2 separate regions of the Homo sapiens genome follow, and region 2 is linked to region 1. Evidence: chromatin loops called from intact Hi-C (ENCODE). Cell type or tissue: A673. All regions are shown on one strand. Links, peaks and the distances in the headings refer to the core of each region. The heading gives the core; the rest is flanking DNA.

Evidence for each region. Peaks named below come from ENCODE experiments on the same cell type or tissue, not always from the same donor. Only the 100,000 strongest peaks of a DNase experiment are listed, where the experiment ranks them.
Region 2: it touches region 1 in a loop (4-fold over the local background); 1 of 110 quality-filtered maps calls a loop at or near these places.

Annotation. Positions count from the first base shown.
Region 1 is chr6:104,644,248-104,649,632 of GRCh38, forward strand. No RefSeq gene overlaps it. Among named protein-coding and RNA genes, the nearest start is that of HACE1, 210 kb to the right of the region's middle. In A673, for the core only: no CTCF peak of the experiment used is centred there; no DNase peak of the experiment used is centred there.
Region 2 is chr6:104,594,899-104,600,283 of GRCh38, forward strand. No RefSeq gene overlaps it. Among named protein-coding and RNA genes, the nearest start is that of HACE1, 260 kb to the right of the region's middle. RefSeq lists an enhancer at 2,208-3,928. In A673, for the core only: no CTCF peak of the experiment used is centred there; a DNase peak (open chromatin) is centred at 2,693.

The DNA of each region.
Region 1 (5,385 bases), core at 161-5,160:
TCATTTTCCATTCTCTCCTCCCCAAAATCTCTTTATGTCTTCATACATTCTCTTCTCCTTCCCCAGTTGTGGGTCCTTCCTGTTCCAGACTAACCTTGAGAAGCTTTTCTTTTATTCCATCTTCCACTCTGCCTATTCCCTGCCATCCTACAAAGGTGATCAGGACTTCTCCTTTCCCTTTCTGACAAACCACCTAACAGCTATTTGGATCAAGTCCAAGTCCCAAATTCATTTGCCTACCGAGGCCAGGGAGGTCATGCAAGTGAGAGAAGTGAACTGGGTTTAAAGGATAACTTCCGGGCATGGAGACTGTGTGATGAGTGGGGAGAAAGGATGTCATTCCTAAGGTGGACAACTAATTCCCTCTGGTGCCAAGAGGGTACAAAGTCCTAGTGTTGTCAGATCTCCCAGTTTTTCAAGAGAAATCAGAAATTATGTTTTACATAAAACCTCCCAATTTGTAAATGTTGATAACTAATTTTTTAAAAATCTTTGAACACTCTGTGGACCTCAATCAAAGCACATCTCTGAGGCCCGTGGTCAACCTGTCCGTTGCCGCTGCCTACCCTTGCTACCTCCGTGTCCTCAGAGTCCTACTCCTTACTTGCTTTGGAGTCCAGCTTCCAATCACACCCCCATACTGAAACCCACTGCAACCCTCTCTGGCTCCTTCTCAGTCCTTACCATCCCCAAATTGCCATAGCATTTCACATCAGTGACTGACACTCCTAAAAGTCCCCTCTCTTGGTTTCCATGACATGGTGTTTTCCTGTTTGTCTTCTTCCCTTGGAAAATGAACTCCACAGGGGAAACTTTTCAGAGGACAATGTTGTTTAAGATAAGCATCAACTGTACTTTGCCTGCAAAGGAAGAGATGTGGCAGTGTTTCTGATCCTTGGATGCACAATAAAATCATCTGGGAAGGGGGTTGGGTTTTAATTGGTCTGAGCTATATCCCAGCCTCAGGATTTTTTAAAAGCCCCTCGGGTGACTCTTAACATGCAGCAAAGTTGAGCACCACTGGTGTAGATGGTGGCTAAGTGACCACTCAAAATTGATGAGTTCCACCTAATGCAAATTGCTGCTTTCCAGGTCTGCCAGCCAGGGCAGCTCCACTGACATATTCAACGGTATTGTTGAGTGCTCTGATGTATCCTTGCCATGGGACTACAGGAAGGCAAGGGAACTGGCCAAGCCAGCACAGGTTGCTGAACTTCCTCTCTCAGATTGTATCTTGGATCATTTAAATAAACTTTTCCATGAAAGTAAAGTGTTTATTTCGCTGTAGTATAACGTGAAAACTTTCTACCACCAAGACTTTTCTTATGGCTTCTAAATGGAAACCTTGCAAATCAGTTTCCTATCTCCCTAACTCTGCATACCCTACGAACTTTACTTCTGTGTGTCCAACTGCCCTCAATTTTCCATTACTGTATAATAATGTTTTCATTCTCCCACTCATTAAAGTGGGAAATCCTGACACAATCCTTGACTCCTCCCTCTAGTTTCTCCTTTACAGATAATACTGGGTCTTCGCTCTCACACTCTTTCTGCCATCTGCCTGTGCCTTCCTATGTCCACTACCACCTTCCAACTTAAGACATTGCTGCTCCATGCCTAGCCCATGGCAGTGGTCCTCAGCAATCTCCCTGCTCCCAGCCTCTTCCTCAATCAGTTCATTGTGCTCTGTGATTGTGTGTCTTCCTTCTTACAAACCTTTCTTGCACCCTGCAGGAATAGACTTAGAGACCTACAGCCTGAGTCTGCTGAGGTACCTCACTCCATCACCCAGTGTCTCCATTAAAGACTCAGGGATGTGCTGAGCTTGTTTTGCAATAGTTTCTTGCACCTGGTAAGCAGGTGGGGCTAGAGCCAGAGTCTTCTGAACAGTCAGGCAGGTGGCCAGGAGGCTATAAAATCCCCTGAGAATGCAAGGGTAAGCTTCTACCTCCTGGCCGAATTCTCACCCACAGAAGTAGACACTGCTGCTGTTGAATCTACTTCTGTGAGTGAGAATTCAGCCAGGAGAATCCAAAGTGCTCTTCGTATGAACTTTGGGAGACCCATGCCTCCACCTGGGCAACACACCAAACAGTCTCCAGCTTTCATAGCTATCATCGGCCCTCTGTACCCAAGATGCAGAACCTACAGATCCAACCAACCATGGATCAAACATAATAATTTTTTTAAATTAAAAATAATACCCATTTTAAACTACAGTATAACATCTATGTACATAGTATTTACATTGTATTAGGTATTATACGTAATTTAGAGATGATTTGAAGTATATGAGAGAATGTTGGTAGGTTATATGCAAATACTATGCCATTTTATGCAAGGGACTTGTACAACTGTGGATTTTGGAGTCTGCAGGGGTCCTAGAACCAATCCCCCGTGGATACTGAGGGAGAACTATACTTCCAGATGGATATGTTTGTGGATCCTTTGCCTCTGAAGGACTTTTTATCATCTCGTCACATCTGCTGTCCTCTTTCTATATGGTACAACACTCTCCCAAAGTGACGGCCCCATAGATCTGCAGTACCCAACAATTAAGACCCATACTCCTTTGGGTTGGCATTCCAGGCCTTTCCAGTTTGGCTTCATAAGTCCTTCTGGCCTTGTCTCCCTCTATACCTGTATACCTACCTGATATGGTTTGGCTGTGTCCCCACCTAAATTTCATTTTGAATTCTAGCTCCTATAATTCCCATGTGTCATGGGAGGGACCTGGTGAGAGGTAACTGAATCATGAGGACAGGTCTTTCTCATGCTGTTCTCATGATAGTGATTAAGTCTCACAAGATCTAACGGTTTTACAAAGGGAAGTTCCCCTACACAAGCTCTCATGCCTACCACCATGTAAGATGTGCCTTTGCTTCTCCTTTGCCTTCCACCATGTGAGGCCTCCCCAGCCATGTGGAACTGTGAGTCCATTAAACCTCTTTCCTTTATAAATTGCCCAGTCTCCAGTATGTCTTTATTAGCAGCATGAGAACAGACTAATACACTACCATATGCTCTAATCCTAATGGGCTGCTTGCAACATTTATTAAGACCAAGAAGAATCTGAATCACTGAGATACCCCATCCAAAAAAAAAGAGTATGGCTTTTCTTATTTTCCACTTATTGAATTATAAAAACACAACATTTCTGAAGCTAGAACTCCAGTATGATGTACAATGTTGGAAGCTTTAAGGAAAATTATTCCTGTTGAGTTGAATAAGCCTGCCCATTTCTTACTTTAACATTATGATTATAATTTTACATAACACTTCATAGCACTTGACAAAGTGCTTTGCTTATATTAGCTCTTTAATCCATACAACAATCCTGTGAACATTTGCAAATTAGGAAATTGACACCCAAGGATATTATTTTGACTTTCCCAAGGTCACACACATCATACAGTAAAAACTAAATCTCTTTCAACTCTTTTGCACAAATACAGATGGTTTTCAGTCCCAGATCTTCTGATTTTGAAACCCCATTAACATTTTACTAACCAGTCATGCTTTATTTACTAATGTAAACCTCCACATTGTTCACCAAAACTCACAATGAAAATTAATAAAATAAACTACCCATCTTTGAGGATTTCAGTGCAAAAGCTATGCTTCCTTGGTGATATCATTCTCTTTTAGAGCTATAATAAGGGGCATATGCCTCTCTGTAGATCAGTGTTATTATAAACTTGATATACCAAGACTATTTGAAGACGGAGAAATGAAAGCTTGTAAAAGGCACTGGAACTGAACAAAAATGATAGTAATGAAAAGGTAGGAAGACAAACAGCATTTCAGCAATTACAATGTTCTGCACAGAAAGCTGTCCTACATCAAACATTGGCCTCTTTATGTTGTCATGCAAAAATCTAACTGCACTATTTACCTTCTATAATGCTGAAGAGAGGACCAAAAAAGCCAAGCGTTGTTTCTTTATTATTGTCATTTGCCATGGATTCCAACACTAGAAGGAAGAAGTAGAGATTATAAAGCCATAAGTATCTGCTCTGTTCTGATATTGGTAAGGATAAAGTGTGTCCAGATGGAATGTGGGGCTCGGTCAGCTGCAGTGAATGAAGGAGGCATAGGTGGAACTCTCAGGACCCCTCTCATGGCACACTTCTGGGAGGGCTCAAACAGCTCAATTTAAAAGTAGTCAAATTTGAAAACCTTTCACAGAAAATATGTACTCACTTTTTAAAAGGAACACTTCCCAAGGCTTTCACTCAGCTATAAGAATTTAACCCAAAAAGGAAATACACAGACACAGACACACACACACACACACACACACAGACTCACACACAGAATAACAATAGTTGAGACTGAGAAGAGCAGCAGAGGGGGCTAATAGTCAAAGAAGAGTTGAAAAAGATTTAATTTTTACTGTATTCTTTTGTACATTCAGGGTTTTTGTCCAATAAATGTGCATTACATATTCAAGAAGTCAATAAATACGAATTGCAGTTTTTTTAACCTATGCTTCAAATATGCATACCCTGTAACCCAGATATTTCTCTTTTAAATGTATGTACAAATAAATGCCAACAAGTTTATATAAGGATATTTGGTGCAGTAATGTCTGTAATACAAAAGATTAGATGGGATCTAATTTCTCTCCAATAGGAGAATGGTTCGATAAATTCTAGCACATCCATTCAATGTAAAACTCTGCAACCATGATAAAGAATACTATAGCCACAAACAAAATACTCAGCAAAATAAACTGTTTTACAAAAAAATTAGAATATATATACAGTATGTTACCACTTTTTGCAAAATGTGTACGTGCTTAGATGGATGGATGGATAGATAGATAGATAGATAGATAGATAGACAGACAGATAGATAGCTATAGATAGATAGGCAGGAAGACAGACAAGAAAATGTATATTTATCTACTTAGAGATATTCCAGAAGACAAAGGAAACTAGTAACAGTGGTTTAGTTGGATTTCTGAGAAACTGGTAATTTTGCGTAAGACAAAAATTTACTTTTTATTATATACCCTTTTTAATTTTAGTTTTTTTAATCTTGGTTCATATTAATTTTTTAATTCTAGAAAGATTTTTTTAGGCCAGGTATGGTGGCTTATATATGTAATCTCAACACTTTGGGAGGTTGAGGCAGAAGGATAACTGGAAGCCAGGAGTCTGAGACCAGCCTGGGCAATATAGTGAGACCCCATCTCCACAATAAAGTAAAATAAAAATTAGTCAGGCATGGTGGCACATGTCTGTGGCCCCAACTACTTGGAAGGCTGAAACAAGAGCATGCTTGAGCCCAGGCATTTGAAGTTACAGTGAGCTATGATTGCACCACTGCACTCCAGCCTTGGCAACAGAGCAAAACCTTGTCTCTAAAAATTTTTTTTAA
Region 2 (5,385 bases), core at 181-5,180, 49 kb before region 1:
TTAACTGAATCACATCTGCAAAGCCCCTTTTGCCATGTAAAATAATATATTCAAAGCCAGGTGCGGTGGCTCACACCTGTAATCCTAGCACTTTGAGAGGCTGAGGTGGGAGGATCACTTGAGCTCAGGAGTTCGAGGCTAGCCTTGACAACATGGCAAAACATCATCTCTACAAAAAATACAGGGAAGAAAAAAAAAAAACAGTTAGCCAGGCATTGTGGTGTGCATCTGCAGGCCCAGCTATTTGGTGGGCTGAGGCAGTTGGATCACTTCAGCCCAAGAGGTCAAGGCAGCAGTGAGCCAAGATCATGCCACTGCACTCCAGCCTGGGTGACAAAGTGAGACCCTGTCTCAAAACCAACACAAAAATTCAGGAGTTCTGGGGATTAGGACATTAATATTTTGGGGGGGACCATTATTCTCTCTACCACTATCTTTCTATAAGTGGATCCCCATAGCTTGCTGGGGGAAGGATCTTCTTTTTCTAAGGTGGTAACTTATTACTAATCATAAAGATAGCCAAAGGAATCTAGATCTCAGGGAGCATTCCTAGAATGTCTCTTATATATTCACTGCATTTGGTGATCTCATCCAGTTTCATAGTCTTAAATACCATGTATATGGCAAGGATTCCAAAAATACCTCTCCAGATCAAACTCATCTATCCAGACGCCTACTGAATACACCCACTTGGATATCTAATAGGCAAGTCTGACTCAACATGTCTAAAATTGAGCTCCTGATTGCCCCTCTCCCAAGCCTACTTCTCTCAGTCTTCCCCACATCCCTTAATAGAAACACTATCTCTACAATTGTTCAGGCCAAAAACCTTGGAATTATCCTTGACTCCTTTCTTACTTTCATATCCTTCATCCAATCCATCAGCAAATCCTGTCAGCCCTCCATTTAAAACGTATCCAGAATCCTGTATCTCCTCATTTCCACCACACCACCACACTGGTCCAAGCCACTATCACTTCTTTTCTGGAGTTTTGCAGTAGCCTATGAACTGGTCATCTTCCTTTCACTCTTTCCCCCTATGGTAGCAGCCAGCCTGGTCTTATAAAACATGATGCTGTGGGGCCTCACCCAGATTCCTCCTTTCAGGACTGAGGCACTCGCTACCCCAGCAGCCAAAAACATTGGCTGCCAATGGCTTACATTTGAATCCCCTTCTGGGAATTGTCCTCATTCAAAGGGAGCTGCCTTCTGAAGTTTATGCCCTTTTCTAAAGTGTAAACAATGACTGGTCAATGTGATGATACAAAAGCTCCATCCCTTTGCCTCGATTTGGGACAACTCTGGAGGACCCTGCCACTTCCAGGATTCCCTGTGGATCAGTGGAAGCCTCTGTTGCAGCAGCATTCCATTTCAGCTTCTCCCTGCTCTCTCCATCCTGTGCTCTCACCCCCTCAGAGGTGTTGCTCCTGAGAACATTCCCAAAATAAATCCACTGCCTGCAACAATACATCTCAGAGTCTGTTTCTAGGAGAACTCAACTGAAGACACTGAAATAAAATCATGTTATTCCTCTGGTCAAAACTCTCCAATGACTCTCCATTTCAAATAAAAGCTCATGTCCTCACAGTGTCCTAAAGGTCCTAAAGTGAAGCCACCCCTTTTGTCTCATCTCTTGCACTCTTGCCCCAACCTCAATGGACACTTCTTCCCTTAGCTGCTCCCTCTTTCTTGAATGCTCTTCCCCGACATATCCACACAATTTACTCACCTCTCAGTCTTGGCTCAAATGCTGTTTTCCCAAAGAAGCCTTTCCTGACCCTCCTATGGCATTAGAACTGCCATACCCCATAATCTACGTTGTTTTTCTGCATACCACTTACTGTCTAATACACAATATAGTACACTTATTTACTATGTTTATTATCTTTCTCATCTCACTATGAGAATTTTCTTTTTGTCTCTTTTATCCTCCCTACTTAGAGGAGTGCCTGGAACATGGTCTTCAAAATACTTGATAAATGAATGAATGAATGAGTGCTGACTGTGTGTCAGGAACCTCCCTGGGAACATTTGTGTATAATATCTCATATAACAGTCACAACAACTCCAGGAGAGGAATATTATAATATCCATTTTCCGACTGAGAAAACAGAGACTCAGATAATCACATGAGATTATCACATAGGTAAGGAGGGATAGAGCCCGGGTGTGAACCCCTGTTGGTCCAACTCAAAGCCATATTCTCACAGAGACTCCCCTATTTCAGCTAAACTACTCTCTTTCCAAACAAATCTAATCTAAACTAGGAAAACAAGTCTAAACAAGGGGTGAAGATTGAGTGGCACAGAAATCATGATCTTCATCATTTTATGAAATGTACATGTGTTCACTATTACTGTAGATGCTCTACAAGACGAGTTTACAAGTTCTAGCTTTGTAGTAACTAAGGATCTATCTGCCCAAAAGGAACATATTAACATGTAGGTAACTACTTGCACACACAGAGACCTTACCAAAAGCTAATTGCATTGTCAGTAGTATTTGGACCAGTAGGGGGGCGGGCAAGGGGTGTACGTGTTGATAGAAAACAAAAGTCTGGGTTTTATATCTGAGTTAATGGAAGAAAATAATTCACTGTCTTCCACTTAGCAAAAGAAAGCTTTGTAACGGAAGTGGGATTATAAGAGCTTTCTGAACTCCACAGAGGAGGAAATTTGGCAAGTTGACACTATGGTCTTATTCAGTGCTCAACACCCACTAACTTCAGAGAGAGCTTCTAGCCTGGATCAGCCAGGCAGGATGCAATGCAAATGGGAAATGAACCTGACCCCACCACAAAAGCCTTTAGCTTCACACACATGTGAGGCTGATGGAATTCACTGCCATAAAAGGAAGGTGAGAACACTCTAAATTGGCTTTTACCTTCTAAGGATGTTCACACACAAAGCATGCATTGTAGCCACTAATGAAAGACATGTGTTAGAGTAGTTACACATTGCAACTCATAGAAAACTAATGACATGAAACAGCCACGGTGCCTCTATGCTGACCCCTGTAACACCTCAAGACCAACTTGTAACAAGCAGAGCTAAGCCAATTTATCACTGAATTATGCGTCATTTAATAAAGACGGGTGTGACTCAACCTGCCATGCGGGAATGCTAAAAGCTTAAGGAAATGGCCACCAAAACTCCCCCTTTTCCTTTTCCAAAGCTCATCTTTAACCCTTCAGTAAATGATGGACTGATTGAAGCAAAAGTCTAAACTTTATAAACTATCACTAAAAAAATCTTAGGGTAGTCTGACCAGGGTTCTTGGGGTTATTTACTTGAAAATTACTACTCTTGCAGGATTAACTCCTGTTTCTATAGCTCAATGGAGTGTGAATGAAGTGAAAATGGAGGGGTTCTCTTTTTTGAACCACCATCAGCATCCTGAAATTGTAGTTCAAAGTATGCTTTCAGAAGCCAAAAGCCAAGTGATGATTTTACCAGTGTCATTTACAGTCGTCATCAAAACATATTTTAATTTAAATAAAAATTAATCCTAGGGGCTTTTAGGTTCTACCAATAGTTTTACATTTCCGAGGGGAAAAAAATCCTTATAATTTCATCATTGTCATAGAAACAGAAAAATCAACACATTACAGAAAAACGTTTCATGAGGGCTGAGAATAAGGACATCCATATCGAGTTACACACTTAGAGATAATTGATTTAGCAAAAATTCAGCTGGAATCATATAAATTATAGCAATTTCCACCATTGGTCCTATAGAAAAGCTTTTTAGTAATAACCAGAGGACATAGTTAGATATTCTCTAGAAAGTAAAGAAACTTCTCAAAATCTTTCCTTATTTTATTTCCCTTCTCGGGATTATATTCTTTTTATGATAACAAATTTGTACCACTGTAGAAGCATTTTAGTCCCTTGAAATTTTATAAAACTTTTTTTCTTGATGGTGCACCAAGAATCATGTTTCTCTTTAAATGAACAAAAAAAGTAGATGAAGTCAAAATGCATTTTATTATTAAGTTCAGCAACCATAGATTATGTTGAAGACTGAAGCACTTGCAATGCTCCTTCATCTGGGAAGACATTCTATTAAAAATTTGCCCATTATGCTTTTGTATTTCATTCCTTCTTTTCCTTCCACCAAGGTAATGAAAGCATCAAGAGTCCCTGAAATATTGTATAAAGAAAAATCGAAAAGAACATTTACAGCCCAGAAAACTGCTACTAATCATTAGGGGCTTGTCGCCATCTTTTTATTAACCTTTATTTTTCTTGAACTATTTTATTATTTAAGAAGATTCAGACCATGAAAAACATCTGACAAAAGAGACAGACACTGTTCTAAGCACTTCAAGTGTATTAACTCAATTTGTACTCACAACAGTTTTGTGATAAAGGTCCTGTTATTATCCCCATTTGAGAGCTGAAGAAACCAAGGCACAGAGCTATGTAGTAATTTACCCAAGGCCAATAGCTCTAAGTGGTGGAGGCCAGATTCAAATCAGGGCCGTCATACTCCAGAACCCATGCACTTACCCATGCCGAACTGTTTCAAGAAAGGCAGTGAGGAAAACCTGAAGCTTTCATTTTAATAATAAACCAAAAAGAAATTCTTCAGTCTCTGTGCACTTGATTAAGCTCCCAAAAGGTGAGATTACACATTTCAGTGTATTTCTCTCAAGTGATATAATGTCGGTCCTAAATTCATTTCAGAATTTTGTACAAAATGTGAAGTATTCTTTTTCTAGGGTAAAGGTGGTTTATTTCCATTAAGAAGAAAAAATAATAATAATGAGAAGAGTCAGGATAAGAAATGCAATATTTCTGCTTCATTATTTTCAAGGCTGACTATCATGTTTCAAAATTACCACATCAGAGAGTCTCAAATACAGTTGGTTTTGACTATCTTCATCCCAACCATATTTGGGAGGTAAGCAAGATACAAATTAGAAGGCAGCAAGAAAAAAACAGGGCACATTGTTTTACAAAACTGGAGTGAATGTTAAGCTAATCATTCTAAAATTCTAATATCTACCTTTTTATATTTTAAAAAAAGCAGCAAAAAAGTAAAAGAAAACAGGGAAAAAAATCTGGCAACTGTAAGGGTCCTTTCTCTTCACTCTGCTTTAGTCCATATGATTCATCCCAATTGTTTCCTTTCCATTTCTGGATGTTTGACCGCAAGGCAGCTTTAGTTTTCATTTGTCATTATTTGAAATAATTTTACACATCTTTTAAGCATTTTGATTGCTTAAATAGAAAATTTGAAATCAATATCTCCAGAGACACTTGAGAAATCCAAAGGGGAAAAAAAGTCTAAAACTGATTTCTAAAAATGAGTTTTTATAGAAAATTCCAGAGTACAATAACTAAGTAGAGTCTACCAAACAAGTAGAGAGTTGATTATCAA